2 separate regions of the Homo sapiens genome follow, and region 2 is linked to region 1. A link is a contact called in ENCODE Hi-C or POLR2A ChIA-PET data. All regions are on one chromosome and are shown on one strand. Each heading gives the region's core, a stretch centred on a gene start or an enhancer-like site at or near the end of the contact. The rest is flanking DNA. Distances are from core to core; before and after follow the strand shown. Region 1 overlaps PLXNA4 (plexin A4). Region 2 overlaps PLXNA4 (plexin A4).

Evidence for each region. Hi-C counts contacts between places; a loop is a spot of excess contacts on that map. ChIA-PET counts read pairs that join two places held with the same protein, here RNA polymerase II (POLR2A). Pooled maps may share reads with other maps.
Region 2: a map of natural killer cell shows a loop between it and region 1 (5-fold over the local background). The contact joins two enhancer-like sites. A Hi-C loop is called at or near these places in 4 of 168 maps with a recorded cell type or tissue (CD8-positive, alpha-beta T cell, natural killer cell and tibial artery) and 6 of 50 pooled maps. POLR2A ChIA-PET finds 5 or more read pairs at or near these places in 4 of 52 experiments (Caco-2, PC-3, activated CD4-positive, alpha-beta T cell and 1 more).

The regions. Positions count from the first base shown.
Region 1 is chr7:132,449,308-132,453,985 of GRCh38, reverse strand. All of the region lies in intron 3 of PLXNA4 (plexin A4), which reads left to right. Among named protein-coding and RNA genes, the nearest start is that of PLXNA4-AS1, 99 kb to the right of the region's middle. Within about 2 kb of position 2,630, at least 2 of the 41 ENCODE cell types and tissues checked have a DNase peak (open chromatin) inside an H3K27ac peak, as active enhancers do; they include natural killer cell, where a contact is called at or near this core.
Region 2 is chr7:132,484,091-132,488,705 of GRCh38, reverse strand. All of the region lies in intron 3 of PLXNA4 (plexin A4), which reads left to right. Among named protein-coding and RNA genes, the nearest start is that of PLXNA4, 90 kb to the left of the region's middle. Within about 2 kb of position 2,250, at least 5 of the 41 ENCODE cell types and tissues checked have a DNase peak (open chromatin) inside an H3K27ac peak, as active enhancers do; they include natural killer cell, where a contact is called at or near this core.

The sequences.
Region 1 (4,678 bases), core at 1,381-3,880:
TCTGCTCTTTCAAAATAGACCACACTCTGATGTCCTTTCTGCTGACGGTGGGTCAAAGACTACATCTCTGGAGAGAAATGATTATTATAGTCACTGAAAGTGATATGAGGTCTTGAAGGGGAATTTGGAGTTTAAAAGCACTCATTGGCTGGGCGCGGTGGCTCACGCCTATAATCCCAGCACTTTGGGAGGCCAAGGTGAGCAGGTCACAAAGTCAGGAGATAGAGACCTTCCTGGCCAACATGGTGAAACCCCATCTCTACTAAAAATACAAAAATTAGCTGGGCATGGTGGCACGTGCCTGTAATCCCAGCTACTCGGGAGGCTGAGGCAGGATAATTGCTTGAACCAGGGAGTTGGAGGTTGCAGTGAGCCGAGATTGCGCCACTGCTCTCCAGCCTGGTGACACTGAGACTGTCTGGAAGAAAAAAAAAAAACCCTCACTGTGGGCAAAGGATGCAATGGGAAACTGGAATTCCTTTTCCTTCTGGGGACTGTTCTCAGACCTGAAGGTTAATCGGGATCACCTGGGGAGCTTGTTAAAACACACCTCTATAGTTTCTGAGTCAATAGAGCTAGGGTGGGATCCAAAAAGGGGTATTTCTCACAAGGGCTGAGTGATGCAGCTGTAGCTAGTCCTAGGGTCATAATTGGAGAACCATGGCCCTGCAGTCTGAGTCCCTGTGTGGGGTCTGTGTCACCTTTCTCTCCAGCCTTGCCCATCTTTGCTGCTCTCCCACCTGCCTGATCTGACTTCTCTCTCTTCTTGGGAGAAGGGCAGGTTTGTTGACCTGCTTCCATCCTCTCCCTAATTGACATAGGATTTGCATTTGTTCATGGGCAACTGTTTTTTTGGCCCTTATCCTTCTCTCCTCCTTTTCCTCCACTTCTCTTGTCATTTTGGGGCCTCTACATAATTCCCCATGACCAAAAACTAGAACGTGGTGCGTGGCTCCCTAACTGTTGCCTGCAGTGACCCCAATTAGGAGGAGGCAGATGCAGAAGGAGCATCTTTGCCACTGCCATCCTCATCTTCTGAACCCCCAGGTTCCCGCCTCTACCCCAACACATATCCATTCCCTGGTTCCAATTCCCTAATCACTTTGCCAGAGTAAATAATTGGTGTGTGGTGACCCAAGGTCATAGCCAATGGAGGGATGTAATTAGGACCTGCATTTCTGACCATCTTGGGAGCTGTCTTGCAGCTGATACATTTCTCTGAGCCCTTGCACTGATGCTCATGTCCAACCCCATCTCTCCCCTTTGAAGATCAGAGAGCTTGGGTTGGAAGAGAGTTGCCCATGAAGAGATGGCCATATTGCCTTTCTTTGCATCTCTCCCCACAGAAGCGAGAGGGTAGAGTATCAGGCCCCCAGGGAGCTGGGAGCTGGACCCTTACACCTTTCAGACCATATCTTGCAGTGTGTGAGGGCTCACTAATGAGCCTTGCAGGGAGAGATGCGAGACTAGAAACACTGTGTGCCATGTTTTTTTGGATTTCCCAAGACGTCATGGCCACCATCGCTTTCCTTGTGTTGGACACATTACTTCTTCTTTTCCTGGCCTTCTGAGCTCTGCTAACATGTACTTGGTAGAGATGGGCATGCCACAGGCTCCCTGGGTCTGAAGTGACTTGGCATGCTTCCTGATGGGTGGGACGCTAATGTGGGAGGCAGAAGCCTGGCCTTTTATTGCTGTCTCTTCCATCTCTCCATGCTGGAACGATTTCTCTTTCTATTAAATGCATGGTGCTGGGATGCCTTGCTGGGGGAGATGATGACAGATAAAGGTTTTTGATTTCCTTTGGAATTATCCTCCTGGCCAAAGCAGGGGAGGAAAACATCTTCTTTCTCTACTCTGACTCCCATGGCTAAGCCAGACTTGAGACAAAAATAAAACCAAAAGAAAAGGGCAAGAAACTCTTGTGTGTCCTTCCAGCATCCCTTTTTGGAATAAGAGAGGACTCTTGGGGAAGGAAGTGGGCAGGGAGTGTGATGTAATATTTTGGTGTCTGATACTTTGAGCCTCCTTTTGGGAAGAGCTTCCAGACAGACTGAAGGGAGCAGAAGTTTTATTGATTGAAGAAAGATGGGAATCGTTGGCTGTCAGGGCCAGGAGGGCCCTGCCTACCAATGAACTTGCCCTTCCCACACAGCCCCATCCCATCCCTGTGCCAATCACTCCTGGGCCACTGGGGTAGCTTAGGAGTGTGAGCTTGGTCTCTTCCAGGGGCCGGCACTGCCTTCTCTTTTTGGAGTCTCATGGGAGTCCGTGGACCAAGCTCTTGCTTCCTTCTAGAAAGACTCTCTACATGCAGGGATATTTCAATGACAGCTCAGCTCACTGCCCTTTACCCACTGGGCCCATCAGGCAGGGCTGACAACAGAGTACAGGAGACCCCACAAAGGAAATAGCCTTTCCTTGCTGGACATCAGTGCAGGCAAGCCCTTACTGAAATTTTGATTTGGGACCAGGCTTCTGTCTAATTGTATTTTCCCAACTTCCCGAGTACCAGGCCCATCTGCCCTTGTGGACATGCTTCCTCAAATACCCTCTAAGCTGCTCAGCACATTGGCTCTTGGTGGTGAAGGGGATACTGATGTGACGTCAGCAGCCGCTGCTGCCTCTAACCCTTTTCCTGTGATAACCTCAAGAAGCCTCAGGGCAAGGATGCAGCAAAGAGGAGGCCCAGGGTGCAGACATCAGCCAGAAGGACTGGAATATAACCCAGCCGCTCCTTAAGATGAGATGCTTATGATGGGAAGACTTCTGGACCAGCGTGGATGAGGCCTCAGCTGTGAAGGGTGGGCCCTGAGTCCCTCGTGGTCTAGACTTACCACACCTGGCCTCACGCTCCTTCCTTAGACACGGTCTTCCATAAGGCATAGCAGTCAAGTGCCATTTTCACAAAAGTGGCTGGGGGTTAGTGAGTAACTAGGACTTCTGGGTTTGTATAATCTACACCTTGAAGGTGTGGCTACAGAAGAGAGGGTGACCTGGAATTATTCTCTGACTTGAATCATCTTTCTGGGCTCCTTAGCCTTGGGTCAAAGATTCCACCCCTGCAGAGGACCTTGAGCCATAAAACAAGAGGACTAGGGACTGACTCATCCATGTGGGCCTCCTGGGCCTCCGACTTGCTCAGGGAGCTCCAGGCCATAGTGGGACAGAGTGCTCCCTCATGGACATACAGAAATACTCCAGAATCTCAGAGAGAAAGAGGGCTGAAGAGGCCCACTAAGGGGGCTAGGAGTCCTGGGGACACAGCTGCCTCCTTGGCCATTGTTCCTATAGCAGGCTGAGCAGGTTCCTCTGCTCCAAGAATTCTGGAGTGATGCCACCGTTGACTTCAGTTGAGGGCAGGGTCCTGGCCTTTCCAGCCTTCCCAGTCCACCCTTCTCAGTAGCTGAGTGACCAAGGAGTTGGAGAGGAGGAGTGAAATGAACATGATCACTGGCTGCTGATAGAACAGTAATGAGATTAATGGCTCTTAGAGCTTTCTCATTAACAGTGGAAACGGTGTGTCAGAGGCATTTACGGTATTGGTTCTGAAGACATCACCCCAGTACACACAGAGCTAATCACGTGTCCCGCCTACCTCTGAGCAAAGACCTACCTGCTTCCTTGGAGGAGCACTCCCTCCCATTTTGAAACTTCATGTATGAGGTTTCATACCTCCTTCATAGCTGAGGAAGAGTAGAGGCCAGGGTTTTGATGTGGTTGCTTCTGAGATCCACAAACACAGCACTGTGTGGCTGCATTAAATTCTAGAAAGAGCCACAGCCTCCTGGACCTACATCCCGATCCCATCTCTCCTAGTAACTTCTGTGCGAGCCTGAGCAAGTTGCATGGCCTCTGTGGATATCAGTGTGCTCACCTGTATGTGGAGGTGTACCATAGAGCAGTCATCTTCCTTCCTGGAGGACAGAGGGGACTCGAGAAATGAAAAACAGGAGCTGGTGTCCAGGAAGGAAATGGACAGTGTGACTGGGAGAGGCATTTCATCAGAGGCCATTAGCCCAGGGCCCCCAGGGGGACTGTCACAGCCGCTGAGCTCTGTAAGTTTGTCTGTAAAACAATGGATGCATGAGCATTTTCCAAAATATTTGAGAAGATTCTCAGAGAGGTCTTGGTTCCCCCAAGGCGAACACCCATTGCCAGATTAGGGTGGAAGTAGTCTGGACTTCTGCCACTAGGTTGGGGAGGATGGGCCTCTCTGTTGAGGCAGTGCCCCAGCCCAGCAAACCTGGGCTTTTGTACAGGGCACTGAAGGTGCTTTGCCTCTGGTTCTGGAGGAAGCTGTCAGGAAAGAGAGAAGCATGACCAATGGTGGCAGTCATGTGTGACAGTGGCAGTCATGTGTGACAGAGGATCCAGAAAAGGACAGGTTTCTAAATAAGGTACCTCTGCCTCCTCACCCCTTTATGGGAGTAGAGCTGGTGCCATGTGACCAGGATCTGTCCGTTCATCTCTTTGGGCATGGTTTCCCTGAAATGGATCATCTGCAGTGGGAAACACTGATTGAGTTGGGGGTTTGGAGAACATGGTTCCTCCTGCCTTCTGAGTCCACTTCTGAATGTGGACATGGTGGCACCAGCTTCATTGTCTTGACCTGACTAGGCTTTGGATTGTTTTAATTTGGGTTGTTCAAGGTGCACAGTTGAATGTAGTCAGGGGC
Region 2 (4,615 bases), core at 1,001-3,500, 35 kb before region 1:
AGCTGGCAGGTTCTGGAGTCCTGGGCGATCTTGGCTCATCAGCTGTGTTGGGAGCAGTCATCCGCCCAGGGATGTTTTGTGTTCAGGCTTCTCATCTCATGAGTTGGAACTGGCCCTATAGTGCATGCCCTTCTTGATTGGGTTAAAAGTCCTTCTAAGGTGGTAGGCAGGAGGTCCTGTTTCCTGTTGGCCAATAATTGCATTTTAGTCCTTTCCCAGGAAATATTGATGATTCCATGTGGAGCTCTTGCTTGCTTTATTTTGGCTTCTTTTGGGGTTCTCTGGACATTGTGTGATTCAGATTGAGTAAAGATTGAGACTAAGCCTTAATCCCTCCATTTCCCTTTGCTGTATTTCTGGCTGCTAGCTCTGGATGGTCAAGAGGAAATGTTCTGGGCATATTTAGAGGACTATGCCTATTTTACCATCCAACAATGTAACAGCCCAGCAATCATTTCTGTTGGCATCTCTGCGGACAGGTGGTGTGTCTGGAATGGGAGCATGTGGAGGACAAGAGGCGGGCACCCCAGAGTGTGTTTGTGACTTGGGAACTTGTGTGTGGAGTAATTCTATGGGTAATGACTGGGAAAGAAAACAATGAGCACTGGGGAAACACCATGGTACTCTGCAAGAATGGTGTCCATGATGTACCACACAGCAGGTGCTGCCCAGGAGGAAGTAACTGCCTAATTTGAGTGGACCGCCTTCAGTGTCACAACTAAAAAACAGCAAAATCATTGTGTACACATTTTTAAGAATTGTATTTCATAATTCCCTGCAAAGAATTGTATTTCATACCTCCGTTCTGTGAAGAAAATGGTAAGCGCAATGGAATCTTTCCTTGCTGCCTCAGACTCCTCGTGATTTTTGTTCACATATTGAACTGAGTTTTGTGGATGCCCAGGGAAGACGCTGTGAGACATGGGCATGTTATCCCCACACAGCTCCTGTGTCTGATTTTTGCTGCCTTCCCGGGTCTTCCTCTCATGCACTTGGCCACTCATCACTTCCAGTTGCTGCCAGGAATCCTGGTTGACTTCAGCACCTTTCCTCCTCCCTCATTCTGCAGCTTCCAGCTTTGGTGGGCTAGGAAACCAGATAGCCAAACTCTGAAATTGTGTCTGACACGCGTCAGTCCACACTGAGGAGAGAAGTACATGAGCTTTTGGGCAGGTGAATCAGATGGCTCGATTCTTCAGTAGGATTTGGCAAATTTGGTCTGCTGGAAAAGTGAATTCTAAATACCGGGGGCATTACTGTGTACAATTCATGCACTGAGACCTGCTTCACCTGCTGCAATGGGTGAATGAGCACCATTAAGAGTAAATAAGTCAGCAAGCAGTATGGGGGATGCTTTAACTCTTTTCTCCGGTGAGCTCAATCTCAGTGCAATGTAGAAGTAACTTCCTGCCTTGCCCTAAAAGAGTCTTACCCGCTGAATTTCCTACCAGCTGCCAGAGGACCATTTACTAGCTGGCAGGATGGAGTAGACCCTGGATGAGGATTTGTGTGTGTGTGTGATTGTCTGAGCTGGTTGGGCAGTGAATGTTATCAATGAAATGAACATTGAGAGTTCAGTGCACATAACAAAACAGTTATTTTCTCTTGGAAAAAGGAAGGTGTTTCCTGACCATGGCTGCATTGTAAACCCAAGATAGTCAACTTGCATTTTTGTGCTGTTTGTCCAAGGGTGGGTTGAGGCATTTGGTGACTGGTACTCTCTTGCCTGTGGAAGCCTGTCCAAATCTGTTCCCCGACAGGGAGGTCAAGTGCAGCACCATGAGTTTGGGATCAGGACACCCCCAGGAGCCTGGGCCAGCAAGGCGCTCAGAGACAACCCTCCTGAGGCAGGTAAGGACAGAGTCCAGCAGTCGGTCAGGCAGGCAGTGACAGGTGACACAGGCAATACCCCACCAAGAGGCTGGGGCTTCATAAACCGCGGCCGGCATTCCCATCTTTTACTTTGGTAGGTTGATATAAGAACAGTTCTGTTTCAGCCACCTGGGATATTCTATCTAATTTCCAGAGCAGTGGTGGGGCTGGTGAGGCATAAACATTTGAAAGGTAAGAGCGCAAGGGTCAGTTGGGGGGAATGAGCCTTCGGTCCTCCCGGGGAAAGCCAGGCCACTGGGGCGGCCAAACTTTCTGCTCTGCAGGCTTGGAGTGGCAGCCTTTTAATGGTTTTGCTCAAGCCCGGCTCCCGTGCCTGCAGACTCAGCACAGCTGGCCCAGGGGAACAGTCTGAGTTGGGAAAGGAAGGCTGGGCTGCCGAGTCTGTTGTTTGAAATAATAAAAAGCAAAAGTGGCCCATTTATTTATTTTTTCTTGAACAATAGAATTCCCCACCCCCACTCACTCACTAAGCACCACTCCCCTTTCCTTGTAATAATTCTGACTTGCTTTTCCCAGAGGTTATCAGGACCACAGTCACCTTTTGGGCAGAGGCCCAGCCGTGACAAGTTGTGGAGCTGCAGGAGGATTTTGCTGGAAGTTTTGCAAGTGACTGAGGCCAGGGCGTGAGAATAATGGAAATCATACTGTAGCCATAATTACAGAGTTGGTTTCTCTGAGCCCTGTAATAATCTCCTGTGTGTATCAAGGACCTTTCAGAGTTCTTTACGGTATGACAAGAGACTGGAAATGGGGGTAGGTGGGCAGGAGAGAGCTTGGGGGGATGCTAAGAGTAAGGGTGTTTGCTGTGGGTTTCAGGGGTCCAGGAGCTAGACCGAGCTATCCGTGGGCTGCTCTCAAAATTACTTTTTATTTTGCTTGAAAGGCATGAGTCCCAATCATTTGCAACCTTGTCTTTGACGACCGTAATTTCACTCCTTTAGTGCACACGTCACATGAAGCGGGGGGAAAGGAGGTGAGGAAAGTGCCAATTTAGATGTCTTTGATGTTTTCTGATGTGTGTGTGTTGCAGATGGTATTGGCAGCCTCTTCCTGTGGTGAGCTTTAAGGGTATGTGTGTTAAGAAATATGACCTATAAATACTACAGTCATAAGCAGGTGTCTAGGAACTTAGCAATAACCTACAGACTGTTAACATTTCCACTATAGGTAAAAATCATAAGGCAAATGCCATCTTGACTGGCTTTAGGGCCAAGCAAACCTAAATCTTTGGCTTGAGTTGGGACAATCAGCTCAGTGTTGTCTCAGAAGCACGAGATTTCTTTGCTTGAATATTTCTGCTGGAATCTTTTCCCTCTCTTGCTTTCTCTGCCTCTTGCTTTCCTTTCACTAAGCGATCATTTTTATGGCTGCTGTTCAGTGGTGAATTACTGCCTGACATTAGTGGGAGAGACTAATGTTCATTGTGAACCAAAACATCATAAACTTCCACTTGAGGTGTGATTGCTCCTCTCGCTGGTGATTGCGTCTTCCCTGGATGTTTTTGCTAGGTTAAACTGTTCACACCTAAGGGGGTGGAGCGCTGTATGGATGTTGGTTAAGCGGAACTCTGGCTGGCCCTGCTATTAGCCTGTTGCGGGACATGCATCCATGTGTCTGTGCACAGACTAATCCATACCAGCCTCTCTGAATAGGTACTGGGTGCACATTCCCATGAAGAGGCAATAGGAGTATATAGTACAAAAACCATTCTTATTGGGAATTGTCATGTAGATTAATTTAATCTTCCTAATTTTTTTTTCTCAAGCCTGTTTTAAAATTAATTTGCTTTTGTTCCCTAGTCCTTCGGCACAGGTCCACAAGGGGGAATCACCCAGGAGTGGATTGGAGTGGAGGGAGACCCACCTGGGGCGAACATTGCTTCTCAGGAACAGATGCTGTGTGTGTATCTTCAGTGCTCAAGTCACAAAGCAATATCAGATCAGAGAGTCCAGCCTCTGCTTTGTTGCTTCCTAAATGTACCTGGGAATTCTTCCTAAAATTACTCTGGAAATTTGAATCCACTTTAACTAAAAATAAATATTCATAGCACAGAAAGCCCTGCAGATGGATGGAAGTGTCAGGAAATCAAATGGAGATACAATGTTGGAACACCAAATAGACTAGGAACATGTGGTTAGGGCAGAGGGCATATGTATTTGATACAGGGTTCGGTCAGGTAGTTCTGTTGTGCTATATGTTTCTCCAGCCCAAGCTGCCATGGGTTCATGTGTGATTGATCACAAGCACAAAGGGAAAGAAATGCAGAAGCATCAGGGCTGACCGATTTCCATGACAGGAAAAGACCCTCTATTTGCTATATTGTGTCTGCATTTTCCATCCCTGGTTTTGCAAATATTAAACCTGCATAGACCTTACCCTGTGGGTTGTGTGAAGGGGAGGCTGAGGTTGAAGGGCTCCAGGCAGAAGATCCCACAGGTGTGCCAGCGTGCCACCCTCCCTCCTCTGATTTCACGTTCAACCACAGACAGACGGCATTCTGTCGTTAGTCTTTCCAGCCTGGGAATTCTAAGACTGGCCCTTCAGACTGATCTTGCCTCAGACCAATGTATCCACTTCTCATGGGCCTTCCTCCCACCTTGTTTCAATCTCTTCTGCTATGTTTTAAGCTTTCTTCCCAAGTTTTACTCAGTTGACTAAAAGAGCAACTAAGCTGGTTGATATCCTCTTGGACATATTTTATATTCTTGAACACTATTAAGCC